Regions from separate parts of the Mus musculus genome. Here region 1 is linked to region 2. Evidence: chromatin loops called from intact Hi-C (ENCODE). Cell type or tissue: heart. All regions are shown on one strand.

Evidence for each region. Peaks named below come from ENCODE experiments on the same cell type or tissue, not always from the same donor. Only the 100,000 strongest peaks of a DNase experiment are listed, where the experiment ranks them.
Region 1: a loop joins it to region 2, with 8 times the contacts of the local background. A loop is called at or near these places in 3 of 42 quality-filtered maps.

What each region holds. Positions count from the first base shown.
Region 1 is chr5:35,344,287-35,352,286 of GRCm38, reverse strand. No RefSeq gene overlaps it. Among named protein-coding and RNA genes, the nearest start is that of 4930478P22Rik, 13 kb to the left of the region's middle. In heart, a CTCF peak has its summit at 3,283 (motif pointing right); a DNase peak (open chromatin) is centred at 3,316; H3K27me3 peaks cover 4,859 bases.
Region 2 is chr5:34,978,384-34,986,383 of GRCm38, reverse strand. The region is part of intron 3 of Rgs12 (regulator of G-protein signaling 12); the gene reads right to left. Among named protein-coding and RNA genes, the nearest start is that of Rgs12, 33 kb to the right of the region's middle. In heart, no CTCF peak of the experiment used is centred here; a DNase peak (open chromatin) is centred at 323; H3K27ac peaks cover 2,639 bases.

The DNA of each region.
Region 1 (8,000 bases), 370 kb before region 2:
AGAAAAGATCATCCTGAGTGAGGTAACCCAGACCCAGAAAGATAAACATAATATGTACTCACTTATCAGTAGACATTAGCTGTTAAAGTAAAACACAGTAATGACACAACCCACAGACCCAGAGAGGCTAAGTAACAAGGAGGGCTCTAGGGTGGGACTCGTGGACCTCCCTGGGAAGGGGAAATAGAATATATTTCATGGGTGGACTGGGGGCTGGTGGGAATGGAAACAGGAGAGATCAGGTTGTGAGCAAGAGAGATGAAGGAGAGAGTAGTGGGGGAGATGACTGAAATGGACGGGGACTTGGGGGTGTGGTAGACACTTAGTGCAGTAGAAATTCCCTGAAATCTATGACAATGACCATAGAGAAATCTCCTAGTAGTGGAGAATACAGAGTTGGAATTCGTCATCTTCTACAATCAGGCAAGGCACCTAGAGGTGGGACTGGGACATCAACCCAGCCGAAAGCTTTGACCTACAATCTGCCCTGCCTGCAAGACTGTGCTGGGGCAAGGGTGGCACAGAACTTGTGGGAGTGGTCAATCCCTGATCCCACTTTTGGCCCATGCCACTAAGAGGGAGCCCAAACCTGACACTGCCTGGATGGGCAGGAACCAGAGGCAGGACAGCCCAGAACCCAGGATAGAACCAAACAGGGCTGTCAAAAAGATCAAGGAAATGATTTTTCTGCTATACTCATATATGGGTGCTTAGCCCAGTTGTCATCAGAGGGGTGTCACCCAGCAATGGATGGGAGCAGATGCAGAGACCCACAGCCAAACACTAGATGGAGCCAGGGGAACCCTGAAATGTAGGAGCCAGAGGGGTTGAGGACACACCGAGAACATGGCCACAGAATCAACTAAGTGGGGCTCACAGGGGCTCACAGAAGCTAGAGACAAACACAGACCCTGTATGGTCTGAGTTAGGTCCTCTGAATATGCCTTATGATTGTGTGGTTTGGTGGTTTTGTGAGACTCCCAACAATGGGAGTGGGGGCTGATTCTGACTCTTGCCTGCAGTTGGGACCACATCCAGCTGTGATATGAAGGTCTGTGCCCAGTCTTACTGTATCTTGTTAGGCTATGTTTGGTGGATATACTTGGGAAGCCTGTTTCCCTCTCCTCCTCCCCCTCCCCTCCCCCCTTCCCCCTCCCCCTCCTCCCTCCTCCCCCCCTCTCTCTCCTTCTCTCTCTTTCCTTTTTTGGAAGGGAAACAAAGGAAGACTTGATCAGAGGGAAAGAGGTGGTGGGGGAGGGACTGGGAGAAGTGGAGGGAGGGGAAACTGTGGTCAAGATGTAATGAATGAGAGAATAAAGGTTTAAAAGTTACCTTTACAGAGCCTGAGTGGGAATCCTGCCCCCCCAGGAGCAGCCTAGGCCATCCAGGGCCTGGACTCTGCTCTGTTTCTAAGTGTGGTCTGGGGACCTTGTTCACTTGAATGGAGAGGGCCTTTGGACAACCTGGCTACAATCTTGAGGCCTTCTCTTACATAACCTCCAGGGTAGGATGGTGTCCTCCTGTGAGCCTCTTTCCTCACAGATAACCTTGTTCCTACTTACCATTGGCACCATAGACAGGGTAGGTAGACCACTGCATCCTTCCTCCGAGGTCCCCCAGGCCCACTGTCCTGAATCCTCTCACCAACCTCACTGTCCCTTTTCCACTGGTCTTCATCTTCTGTCCCTCTGTCCCACACAAAGCCCACAGCTCTGGGCTTTGAGTACCCCATTAGAACTACTCAAAAGGGCCAGAAATAGCCCAAGACCAGGATGAAGCACCAGGATCGCTGGGAGTAAGAGGGTGGGATGGGGGTTTGGCATCAATTGCACACTTCAGAACCTACAGAGAACCCTCGCAGGGTCCTTGCATTCTGGGGTCGTCGTCGTGGACCTACCTCCCCATGGGTCTGTCTCCAGGGCCTGGTGTCTCTCTACACTGCCTAGGGGATACACATTGACCCAGAGCAGAAGATGTACAACAGCAGCTCTGGCCTTTCTCCTGAGGGCCACTAGAGATAGATGACTGATCTGAACAGCTCAGGTACCCCTCGCCCCACCCCCACGTAGCTCCCTGTTCTATCTTGTTTCTGTCCTTTACTTTTTTCTCAGCCACTCAGAGCTTTTTTGGTTAGTTTTGCTTTGTGGTACTGGATACAGGTGAGGCCAGCATTCCACCTTCAAGTTCTGGCCCAGTGCTCATGGTTTGGTAGGCAGCAGGTATGTGTTAGTTGGGTTACCTTGTTTGGACTTGGCAGACCTGCATCTTGGAGCTGGTGGCTTCCTGCACTGTGAACCAGCTTCCTCAGTGTTTTTTCATGATCATTTGGAATTCTGAAGGCAGAGTGACCCAGTGTTCACTTGTGTCCTTCTGCTCTGCTCTGTAAGGACAGCTGGGGAGAAAGGTCAGGGGGCCTTAGGGCCTTCGTGTCAGGCCATCTGCTTCAGGTCTTACTGAAGCAGCAGGCTTCTCCTCTTCCCCCACTCCAGGTGCTAGGGGCCATCAGTAAACCCATCTCTGTGAGCCCAGAGCAGTCCTATCTGGCCAGGACTTGAAGGGCCTTTACTGTTGTTTCCTGATCTGATACAGTGGAAGGAGAAGGAGCTGGTTTTACACTTCGAAGCAGAACCTTGGGATGCAGAGCAGGGGCGTGGGGCACCAGTGCACACGTGTCTTCTCCCCTCTTTCCTGGGCAGGGCTTAGCTGCCCGTTTGTTCAGTGATCTTTCCCTTCCCTCCTGTACGGAGACAGGGTCGGCTGTCCTCCTGCACAGGAGTCAGGGTCAGCTCCCCTCCTGCGCAGGGGTCAGGGTCGGCTGTCCTCCTGCACAGGGGTTAGTCAGTTCCTCTGCTCTCTTCTGTGCAGGGATCAGGAGTCAGACATCCTGTGCAGAGGCCAGAATCTGCTTCCCTCTTGTACAGAGATCAGGACCAGCCCCTCTCTTTCCTCCCAGGGAGGGATCAGGGTCAGTCCCCTTTCTTGTGAAGAGATTGGGGTCAGCTCCCCATCTGTGCAGGGTCAGGGTCAGCTCCCCCCAGCCTCAGTTTCTGCATAGGGATGGAAGCACTGTGCATGTGTGCTCTTCCAAGGAGGGAATGCTGTGACATCCCCTTGTGCCAGAGAAAGTGAAAGGCAAAGATCCTGAGTTTACCTTCCAGGCTCATACAACCCAAGCCCTGCGGTCCCATTGGTATCCAGTGGAATCCCTTCTCTTGCTCCACTCTCTTCCTCCTCACCTTTGCAAGGGGAAACGAGTCTAGCTCCCCCTGAGACTAGTCAGCAGGGGGCAGCAAAGCTCTCCCTCAAACAAGGGACTATGTTCCCTTTAGCCAACTCCAACAACCACTGGAGGAAGTAGACTCTGGGTGGCATGTGTGTGCAGCTCTCAGAGAAATACCTGGGGGAGGGGGAGGTACATGGGAACCCAGTAGGAGCTAAGCCAGGCAGACAGACGGATACAGGCCTGAATTTAGGGGTGTTTTTATAGATACATGTGATATATAAAATATTAGAATGTAAGGGATATATAAAATATCAACTATCATCTATTTTCTATCTTCCTACTTCTGCTACTCTGGAGGACTCCACTTAATACAGCTAGTGTCACCATTGCTTTGATGTTCAGCATTCTGAAACTTGACTTAATTTACATAAAGCACCAGGGCAGGTGAACTGAAACCCAGCACTCTGGTAGAAGTCAGAGCTGGGACCGGAAAGGCGGCTCAGTGGTTAAGAGCTTGTAATGATCTTGCAGAGGACTGGACTTCAGTTCTCAGCACCCTCAGGACCGCTTGCATCTCCAGCTCCAGGAGGATCTGACTCCTCTGTCCTCCACAGGTACCTGCATCCAGGAACCCCCTTCCTCCCCCCACCCCCCAAGACACATAACTAAGCAAATCAGGATTAGGTCAACCTTGGTAGACAGGTGACCAAGGGGTGGGGGCTAGAGAGCTAGCATCTTCACTTTTCTTTTTCTCTCCTCACATGGCACTAACTGAGCCTTTTCATCCACACACAAGAAGCAGAGAGAAGGAGAAGCCGGCCTGCAGTGATGCACTTCTGTCAGCCAGGCTCCATCAATGTTCCATAGCCTCCTCAAACCCTGCCACCAACTGGGAAACCACAGGTTCAAACACACGAGCCCATGGAAAACATTCTTCATTCCAATGACTGCAGTCGCCCTGCCAGTCAAGGGTAGATCTGACAGGGTTTTTTTTTTTTTTTTTTTTTTTTTTGTTCTCTCTTTTTTTCCTTTCCTTTCTTCGAGATAGGGTTTCTCTGTGTAGCCCTGGCTGTCCTGGAACTCACTCTGTAGACCAGACTGGCCTCAAACTCAGAAATCCACCTGCCTTTGCCTCCCAAGTGCTAAGATTAAAGGCGTGCACCACCACTGCCTAGCTTTTTTTGTTTTTTAAATTTTATTTATTTTATATATGTGAGTACACTGTAGCTGTCTTCAGACACATCAGAAGAGGACATCAGAGCCCAGTACAAATGGCTGTGAGCCGCCATGTGGTTACTGGGAATTGAACTCAGGACCTCTGGAAGAGCAATCAGTGCTCTAAACCTCTGAGCCGATCTGGCAATTCTTGGTAGTTGTTTTCTTTCATGTCCTTGCCAGCTGTGGACACATGCAGAGGGACTAGCTTGAGGTCATTTACTGCTTCTGAGGACTGTACAGAAAGGGTACCACTGCACAGGCCCCCAGGCATGATGAGGCTGTGTCTCACTCTGGCGGTACATTCACGCTCATGGCGCTTAATGCTCTTACTCCCTTTCCTGTACAAATGTGCAAGTCTCCTGGTGGTTAGTGAAAGCTGGTGGGTGGCCCTGAAGTCACCCCTGCTATGGCCAAACATGGACTAAGTGAGGCAGCTTCACACAGCGCCACCAGCCGGTGGTGATGCCCATGTGCCCAGCCTTGTGCCAAGTGATAGTCACCTAACGTTCAATTCTCCTGAGCCTAGATAGTGGTGGCTAATGCCTCCCCTCAAGGAAAGCTGAGGTTTCTAAAGGAAATGACTGACTCTGGGCTTGGGACAGGAGACACATTGTAGGGCAAGAAAGCAAGGACAAGGTCAATCAGGTCATGTCCCAGATCACTAGAGCAAGCTGAGAGTCCCCATGGCTATAGCCGGAATGACGGAGAGTAAAGTACCACAAGCCTGCCACCCAGGATGCCAGAGAAAGAGCCACAAGCCCAGGCCACCACAGGAAGTGGCTGAGTTAATGAAAGGGAAGAAAAGATCATCTCCCACACAGAGGAGTGCCACATGAACGTCACCAGTGCTCTGCCCTTGAGGAGGGGACTTGACCCCGACTCTTGGCCATGAGTTGTACATAGCAACTTCCATCTGGAAGAATTAAAACAAAAACAAAAATAAAAACGGTGACATTACTGTCCTTGTCTAGGCTATCCAAGTCCACAGCACCAGTGAGGAGTCAGGCTGATGAGGTGGCCTCAGTAGGAAGACAGTGGTATGCGACCTCTCTTCCTTCTCTCAGGAGCCCACAACCCCACCAGGAGGGACAGGCTGGACAAGTTCCACCGAGGGATGGAATTCCTGTTGGGCCTCACCCAGCATGTCTCAGGCTGTCAAGGACAATTTATGCAGAGGACTGTTACCTCCATGAGGAGCCCCAAGGAACCTGGTGCCTCAGTGCCAGGTGTGGTCCTGAGCCAGAAGGACAGTATGTAGAAACGGGCTCTGGGTGTTGTGTAGTCTTCTGTTCATTGTCAGCATGTATATTGGTTCCTGAGCTCTGACAATATGGCTTTCTCTGAGCTGCCCCAGTAGGGGCATGGGGCCAGAAGGGAACTTGGAACTGTATACCTAATTTTGTTGCAGATACAGAAATGGCCAAAAACCAAGTTTGTTCTCTATGTCATCTGTGTGCTGAGGAAGGTTTTGGAAAGGCAGGGAGATTACAGGGGTGTGGGAAGGGAGTCTGCAGTGGCCTTCTTCTGGCTGCATCCAGAATTCAGGAGTGGTTAACACCATTCACGAGAGGGCCATAGACAGAGTAATATTCTGTTCACAGAGAGATTTCAAATGACCATCATCGACAGCCACAGGTGAGCCATGCTTAAAGCCTGGGTGCATAGGAAGGTCTCTCATAAGCATCTGGGATCTCCATTTACAGTAAACGACACTTCTTAGCTCTGGTGTGACACATGGCTCTGTTTTATCAGAGGATAAACCTATCCAAGGCATCTCAGGAGCCACCCAATGACCTCATTCGCCAGAGAGAGGAAGAAGAAAGGGTCCTGGAGACGCCTTTGAGACAGAGCAGCAGACACTACAGAGGGTGAGCACACGGCTACCACGAAGGCGTTTAGGCATGGCTCTCTCCTGAGAAGCCCACATCCACATAGGGCACGTGCTGTCCTTTCCCAGAGAGCCCCTCTCGCCTCTGTGCTTATGATTAAAATTATGTTAAAGTCTTTTAATCAACCCCAGCCCTGCCTCACACTGGCTTGTCTTGAAGTTCTTTTCTGGGGTAAAGTTAAGAATCCTGCATTGTCCGAGTGGAGACCTCTGTGAGGCTGCTGTGGGTGGAAACAAGGGGCTAAGTCTGTACCTACACTCCACTGAGGCTCATCAGGCCAGTGCTGATGCCCAAAGCTTGCTGCCATTCTGCAGGCAGAAGTGGGAGGTGCATGCAGGCACAGGCTGAAAGCTACCCAGGTGGCCCCGGAGTCTCCTAACCACACATCTGGTATCACTCTGAGGTTCTGTTTCTGGTTCCGGGGTGCTCTCCTTGAGCACTCCAATCTGAGTGACTAGATCCGTCTCCTGCCCCAGTCCTTCTCCTGCCCATGTCTCTACGATGCTCCTTTTGGCTCTCCCATTCACAGCCATCTCTCTCCTGTGCAGTCATTGCATACTCAGTCTCTCTGGCTCACTTCCTTGTCCACTCTGGTTCCCTAGACATGCTGGCTGCTCCCCCACCCCACTGCCCCCGATGGTTCTTGCCCAGGCTGAGGACCAGAGCCTCTCTGGTGAGGACTTCAGTGTACCCTTGGCAACCTGTCCAAAGGCACCAGTCCAAGCAGCCATCTCCCCTCCTGCACACACACAAACTGTTGATCCTACCTCTGCTAGAATCTTTAAATTGGATTTTATTGATTGTATGTCAACGGTAGGGTGGGTGTGGCTGGCTCTGCCTCAGCCTGGCCTGGCTTAGAAAACAGGGACCTGGGACAGGAGTAGGAGAGGGCTCCCACGTGACTGGCATTAAAAGGTTGTCCCCTGTTTATAAAAAAGTGGGCCTGGACTGACAGACACTCCTGTCTGATTGTCCCAGAATTAATTACATTGGCCACCTTCCCTTGGGCTGTCTCTTGAACTCTTCCACTCCAGCCAGCATTGGTCACCTGCAATGGTACCCACCTGAAGTTCCTAGCAAGGTGACCTCCATAGTGACCCAGGTAACTGCCACTGAAGCCTCTACTCGATTGGGCGGACCCCCGACTCGCCTGTCATCCAGTGGGCTGCCTCTACAGAACACACCACTGTCTCTAGAGCAGATCTCACAACCCATGGCCAGGGGTCCTAGAGAGCAGAGCCCTTCATGTACGGGGGACCAGGTGAGGCTCAGGGTCAGCCTGGGAAGGCAAGGCTCATGTATTCAGACTTGAAGGCCAGCAAAGCTCCAGAGAGGGCATGGCAAGCTCAGAGGACTGTCTGCAGTGGGGACAGCAGAGGAGACACGATGACTTGTGAATGCTTTCGGGATGTGCGCCACCATGAGATGATGATGATGAGACATCAGGAGTTCAGAATCATGAGGACCGTGCTCTGTGCTGGGCTCAGGCTGGACCGGCTTATGGCCTAGCTGCATGGAGTCCCTTCTAGTCCTTTGAGATTGAGAATACCAACCCTGCCTCATGAGAGAGGAGACAGAGGCACGACATGCAGCTCTCAGGGGATGGAGCCATGCCAAGAAACTGTAAATGTATCCTGCATAACAGGGAGCCATGGAAGACTCTTCAGCGA
Region 2 (8,000 bases):
TATAAAGAAAAAGAGTTTATTTTGAGCTGTCTGCAGAGCAATCTTAGAGAAAATGACAGCTCTGCAACCACCAAGTCTCAGGTAGGGGAGGCTACAGTGGAAGCAACCAAACCCACGAAATGTCAAGAAGGCACCTGCCCACGAGTCCTGTCCTGGCTCTCACTTGGAGTTTTTGCATGCTTTGCTAGGGATTGTGACTATGGTGAGCAAGAAGAGTGGCTGGGTCTGCAGATACTATCTAAGCACCCACTACCTGGAGGGCCTCCTCCCACTACATCTGGAGCATAGGACTACTTTGGATGGAGGCAAAACTGTGACTTGAGCGCCCCCTGCTGCCTGGGAGCCTGCCATTGTCAGTACCTGAAAAACAGTACCCATGTCAGAGTAATTAATTCTGTGGCAACTCCAGCTCAGGTAAAAGAGATCAAACCAGCTCTTCCAGCAGTGTTCTGCAGGGCACCAATACAAAGGACAGGTCCCTTGAGTCTGGAAGGTCAAGGAGTAGGGGCTAAAACATGGGCTTTACCCAGGGACAGAGATCAGGTATACAGGACAGGCAGTGCCGGCCCACAGATAGGAAAATGTGGGAGCCAAAGGAAGATCAATGTGCAAGCAACAAGAGATGGTTTAGGGCCAGCCAGGCTACTCAGTGAAACCCTGTCTCAGAAAGCAAAACAAGGGCCAGCAAGATGACTCAATGAATAAAGATACATACCACCAAGCTTGCCGAGTTTGATACCTGGAACTCACACAGGAGGAGGAGAGAACAGAATCCCACAAGTTGTCCTCTGACCGCCACACTCACGCTGTGGCACAAGCATGCACACAAGCACACACGCACATGTACACACATGCACAAATGTGGGTCCTTCCTTCCTGCACTGCCCTCCAGGCTGGTTCCCAGGCCCCAAGCCAGCTGCCACTTGTTGGCAACAGCCATCCTGTGGAGTTAAGCTGCACCCCTACAAGGAGGATTGTCCCAGCTGGGCTTATGACAGTTTATATACTCTCATGGAGGGTCGGGGAGGGTCACAAGCCCCCTCACCTGAGTATCCAGTCTCTCCCTAACACGTGGTATATGTAACTGCTGAGCTGTACATGGCCTGAGGAGGAGCTAGAGTATGTAGGCTAAGGATGTTGAGATGAGGGGAGGGAGCTTCATCTATGAACTATGGGGAAGACCTTATCTTTGCTGAGTAGTTTTTTCAGGCATGGCCTGTTGAGGGAACTGTAACTAACCCCTTATCTATGCTCTGTAAGGAGGTCTGTCTTAGGGTTCCCATTGCTATGATGAAACACCATGGCCAAAGCAACTTGAGGAGAAAAGGGTTTATTTGGCTTACACTTCCATATCACTGTTCATCATCAAAGGAAATCAGGAAAGGAATTCGAGCAGGGCAGGATCTGATGCAGAGGCCATGGAGGGATGCTACTTACTGGCTTGCTCCTCATAGCTTGCTTGGTCTGCTTTCCTATAGAACCCAGGACCACCAGCCTAGGGGTGGCACCACGCACAGTGGCTGAGCCTCCCCCCATCAACCACTAATGAAGAAAATACCCTCCAGGCTTGCCTGCAGTCCACTCTTCTGGAGACATTTCTCACTTGAGGCTCCCTTCTCTCTCATGACTTTAGCTGTGTCAAGCTGACATAAAATGAGCCAGCACAGAGCCCAATAAGCTCACTGGTTCTCCAGAGTGGGTGTGGAGGGAATCTGGCCTTGGACTATAACTAGAACCTCAGGAGAAGGGGTTAAATCATGTTTACATCTCCCTCTGGGAAGGAATTTTAACACCAACATCATATAAACAGTGTGGGGTGACAGGTGGTTGGAAGGACAGGTGACCAGCACCTGCAGTGTCTTGAGAGGCACAAGTGACCAACATGCAATCAGGACTTGCCTGCTAGGACAATGTCCTTAGAGTCATCCTCACACCCTTATGGTCTTGGACACAATACTGGCATCTTGCTAAGGAAGAAATGCTGCCATTCCTGCACAGCAGCAATTTTGCCACCTCCATATGGAGTAAAGACACCTGGGTCTCCTGAGTATGTACTAAAGGGCCTAGTACCAAAAGCTCAGTATGGGATCATTGGGTGGACTCAGAACAAGGCAGATAAACAGCCAGGAGACCTCAAGGTATGGTGACTACTGTAGGCCCGAATGTCAGTGTGATCAGAGTCAGGCCTTGGAGGATGACAAGGCTTCCCCCATACTTGCACGGTGATCCCACAACAGCTACAAGACTAAATGCAGTGTGAGCAAAATCTCTTATTTCCCCAGTGCACAAAGAACTATGATTTTCAATGCAAGGTGGTTCCTGTCCACCTCTTCAGTGCCAGAGAACATCACAGTTCAACTCATGGAAGATCAGTCAAGGAGAATTGGAGATACCCAGACACACAAAGCTTTAAGGGACATAGGCTTCCCATGGGAGGTCTATACATCCCTTCTGGCTGCTCCCTGGTTATGCCTCCCTCTCCCAACTTCAGGCTCTGCTGAGGCTTCAGTTCTGATTTCTTCCTGGGGCTGGTCCTGCAACCTCTCATCACCTGGGCCGGAACAAAGCATCAGTCTTCAGGACCAGACCTGCTCCAACCATGAGGGTCCTGTGTACAGGCGGCAGTGGTGGTTTTCTCTCCTGGCTGTCAGCATGCCAGGCTAAACACCACCAGCGGGGCAGCTGCTTCAACCTAGGTTTCCCCACGTCTTCCCTTCCTGTGTGGCGCAGTGGCTCTGTCTGTTTTGCTTCCTAGTAGCTGCAGGATTTTTGAAAAGCAGCAAATCCATACATGAACAAAGGCTCCTTAATAAATTATTAGAGATGGCTGGCCCCACCAGGAAGAGCTTTTCATAAACACTTATATCCCCATCTCTTCACCCCACAAACAGCAAAAGCCAAAGGCATGGATCCTGCTGCAATCAGGATGTAGCCAGTTAGGGGGCCTGATGTCTACTCAGGTAGCTTCTCCTCTGCAGGAATCATACCACCCTCCGTCTCAGCATCCCACTGCTCAAACTGCCACCCAGCCTTGGGAGCTAACCTGCAAGCCAGGCATGGCAAGACTTGGCTGAGCATCAACAAACAAACAAATAGGCTATGAAGATGGTTCAGTCTCCATAGTAAAGTGTTTGCCTTGCAAAGCACAAGGACTCAAGTATTTTTTTTAAAGCCAGTGATGTTGATCTGTTAAGGTGCTATATTGGGAGGCAGAGAAAGCAGACCCCTGAGCCTGAAGCTGGTGGTCAGTGAACAATGGATGAGTAACAGCACAGCACCTGAGGACGGCCTCCAGTCTCTACAAACAAGAGCACACATCAGCACCTAGACAAACACAAAACAAACACAAAGCCTGAAGCTGGTCTTAAATTGCAATTACCTTTGAGTGTGTGTGTGTGTGTGTGTGTCTGTGTATGCCTGTTCACGCATGCGTGCTGAGATGGAACCCAGAGTTTTGCACATGCTAGGCAATTGCTAGTCCAGGACTCTATCACTGAGCCATAATCACAACCCTGAATTACTTTATGATTAATTTCTCTTCTAACATCTGGCTCTCTTTGATGACAAGCACTGGACACTTTCCATCTTAGCACAGCGCAGCATGGTAAGAATGCTTGATGCCACAAGTACTAGGACTTAAGAACAGGCTAAGGAGACAGAGACTGAGACAGAGAGTGGCATCCATGGCTTCCAAATTCCTTTACAGAGCATAGGCATACTCACACTGCATACGCTCAGGCTTAACACAGAGCAGCCTCCCCCCTGCCCCTTACAGCTCCTAGGAGGTCTGCAGGCCCACTCCTGTGTGCCCTCTACCAGGCTGAAGCCCCCAGCTCACCCCATTTACTCTGCCAGATGATCTCACTCTTCTCACAACGCTGCATCTGAAAGACAGGCACACTGGGCATATACAGAAGAGACTCCAATGCAGCCCTAAGGGCAGTCTGCAGGCGCTGCCTCAGACCTCCTCTAAGGCCCTGCTTTCCTTCCCACCAACCCTCCTTACTCCCTTCTTCCCTAGAATTGAGACTAGTCTGTCCAGACCACTCCCACCGCCTCTCTGGCCTTCACCTCACCCATCTTCTCAGGCATACCTGCAAAGTCTGACCTAGCTATGTCTTTGCCTCCTCAGATCCACACAGAACAACCACCAGCTCGGGGACAAACACAAAACTATGGCACCAACTTAAAGATGGAAAACTGATTTGGGTTCACAATTTCATAAGTTTTAGTTCGTGGACAACAGATGCAGAGGGGTATGGAAAAGCGAAGTTCTGCACTTCACGGGGGCCAGCAAGAAGAAAGACTGAGAAAGAGCCAGGAGAGGGAGAATGAAAATGGAGAGCAAGAAAGAGAGGGGGAAGGGTGGGACAGACAGGGAAATCAAACAGCTCCTAAGGATTCATCCCACATGTGACTGGCTCCTCCAGCTAAGCCACACCTACTCTAAGTCCCACCCACTGTGGCTAAGCCCCACTTCCTCCAGCTAAGCCACACCCGGTAAAAATCCTAGCACCTCTTAAACTAGCACCAAGCACCAAGACATAGGGATAAAAATCTTCAACCCATGAGCTGGAGGGTGCATTTCAATCTCAATCCATACCTAAAAATGGTTAAAATGGCAAGCTGCATCATGTGCATTTTCCCACAATAAAAAATTTAAGTACAGATCTTTTCTCCTCTTGGCCCTTTGAATTTCCACAAAAATTTTATAAAAATAATCTTAAATTCGGTAAACACCTGCTGGGATTTTTATTAAAGCTGCACTGAAGCACAATAGCAGAGTAACTCAGACGGTTTTTACGTTAGGGGAAACAAATCAAGCACAGCGAGGCCAAGGCCAATGAACTCAGTCTGTGAAGCCCGAAGCCTGCTTGCACAAAGGTGGAGGGTAGGATGGGGCTCCAGAGGCACCATCAATTCAGGGCAAAGCTGGAGCGTAGCTAAAGGACATAGCATTACACTTAGAAAAAGAGTTAAGAGGGGTGTGTGTGTGTGTGTGTGTGTGTGTGTGTGTGTATACCACAACACACACGTGGAGGTCAGAGGACAACTTGTAAGAACTGGGCCTCTTTCCACCATATGGGTTAGGGATCAAACTCAGGTTTCCCGGCTTGACAGCAAGCATCTTTAAGACCTTCTGAACTATCTCACTGATCCATTATCCAGGATGGTTTTTTAAATTAACAAGAAATTTAATGTTAAATGTTCTTACCATACACACACACAAAAAAATCACTATATTTGGTTACATGGAATATCAATTAATACCTCAAGACATGATATTGTACATGATAAAAATATATAACTGTATGTCAACTTAAACTTGCAAAAGAATGCATTGCATTGAATCCCCGATCCTTTCCTAGCTGTGTTCACAACTGACTTTTGTATCCATGTACCCAGCAGCCTTGCTAATCTCCTCACTACTCTGAGTAACTGGCCATCACTTGGAATTTTCTGTTAAAACTTTTTTATTTATTTTTTGCAAGCACTTCATATGTCTGTTGTTTTTAATCTCTGTGTGTCTCAACAATAATACCAGTAAAAACTTAAATGGAAAGTAGAAGCAGACACTGTCTTGGCTGGTCTTAGGATAGCTTAGTATATAATGTGTGCCATGCCACACCATGCCACACCATGACACAGGCCATTCGGAGAACTTGGTGGGACCTTGGATGCTCCTTTTCATTCTTACATTGTTAGCTTTTGTTCATCATATATGGACAATGAACTATACCAAATGCGTTTTCTGCCTGTTTAGCTAATATGTAACTATTTCCTACTTTACTCTGTTAATGTGGTAAGTCACACACTCTAGGGGGAGGGAGGATTAAAATTTTAAATATCAAATAATGTACCCCTAAAATAAAAACTGCTGCACTCTGATTGCTAATATCTTGCTTGGGATTCTCACAGGTAGTATTAGCCAATCTTCTAAACTTTCTCCTCAGAGCATTTGGTTCCAAGGTTATAGTGGCCTCCTATAAACCAGCTAAGAATAAAGTACCCCCTTTATCTACTGTTAGATAACTGCTGCTTTACTCTCGATTACTGCCCTGCTCCTGCTCCTATTCTTTGGCTCGTGTCCAACCTGAGATGACATTCCACTCTCCTTGTCGCACACTGTTGGGGCTGGGGAGACAGCCCAATCTATACAGGCCTGTCCACTAGAGTGAGGACCTGATTTCAGATTACCAGCCCCTACATAACGGCTGGGCACGGTGCTACACATCTTCAACCCCAGTGCTCGGAGGGCAGAGACAAGACTTCTGGAGCTCACTAGCCAGCTAGCCTAGCAGAATCAATGAGTTTCAGTGAGAAAACTAGCCTCAAATATAAAGTGAAGGCAGACCAAGAAGGACACCAGATGCCAACTTCTGACCTCCATATGCAAGCACATGTGCATACAACTCACATGAACATGTACATACACTCCCCCGCCACACACACATGCATGCACACACAAAAAAGAAAAACTATAAGAAAGTTAAATTAGTAATCCCTCACTGGTGTTTTGAGTCACGTGAGAACTACTCTGGGGAGGAGGATCACTTGGGGCAGTTCCAGAGGACTGCAGCCCATCACGGTGGGGACCAAGTGTTTGAGATTCACAGTGGCAGTAATGTGTGTCAGTGGCTGTTCACATGGTAGTAAGCCAAGAATGAGAGCACAAAGGTGGAACCAAGGCCAGGTGGAACCTTCAAAGAGCCGCAACTAGGCCCTAACTTCTGTGGATGGGGCCTCTAACAGCTTCCCAAAGTAGTTTTAGCAGCTAAGGACCAAGCATTCAAAACCTGAGCCTCTGCGGGGCATTCCAGGTTCAAACCTAACAGGTTTTAGCCACGCCCTGCATGTTTAGGCAGGTGGTTACTTCCAGTGCTGTTCCGTTCAAAGCACTTCCTAATATACATGGGGATGTCTTCTTTGAACCGGATGAGTTAGCAAGGAATGGCTCACTGAGCTGACAGATGCCGCTGTTTCTAGCCTGCCTGCAATGAGGCTGTGCACCCTTTGTCACTCACTCTGCTGAGACTTGCTTTACAGCATGAGCTCAGCTTTGCAACCGTCATGAGGGTATAATGAGAAAGCACTAGGCACCAAGTCACAGCAACGGGGGAAGAGACTAATGTGTCAAGAGTGACTGAGCACCGTGAAAGCAAATGGTGGGAGAGACAGAACTAAGTTCAGCACCATTCCATCCCTGCAGCCCGAGGGCTGGCAGGCAAAGGCCTCCAGAGACCCAGGTAAGAGACAGAACGATTGGCTCCAGTACACTTCCCTCATAGAGGGCAGAGCAAAGTGCCCCTAGGTGCCGGCTGGCTGGCAGCTACCAAGGCTATTGCTTAGTCAAGACAAAAGAAATCAAGGTAGATGATCAGGAGGCCAAGTAAAGACATTTTCAACTTGCGAACTTAAGCTGCTTCTCAAACTGGAAATCACTAATTATGGGAAAGATCAGGAGACAATCAAGAAGGTTCTATGACACCAAGGCAAGTGTCATCAATAGCAATGCCTCAGTTTCCCCTAGTGTTTAACTTGGCAGAATCTAGAATCTCCTGGGAGATGGGCTTCTGGACATGTCTGTGGAGGATTATCATAATTATGCTATTTGAAATTGACTGGAGAACCCCATCTTTTTGTTTTGTTGGTTGGTTGGTTTTGGTTTTTGTAGACAGGGTTTGTGTAGTTCTAGCTGTCTGCGTCTTGGAACTCACTCTGTAGACCAAGGTGATCTCAAAAGCAGAGATCTGTCTACCTCTGCCTCCTGAGTGTTGGGATCAAAGGCCTACGCCACCACTGCCCAGCTGGGAACCCCATCTTAATCACGGACGAGGCCATTCCCTGCAGAAGATCCAGGTGTATAAAATTGAGAAAGCCAGTTGAGAACTAGCATGACAAAGTCATCACTCCCTGCCATCAGCTCCTGCCACCATGACTCCTCTGCTCTGATGACCCATAACCTTGAGCTGTGAGCCAGAATAAATCCTTTCTCCCCT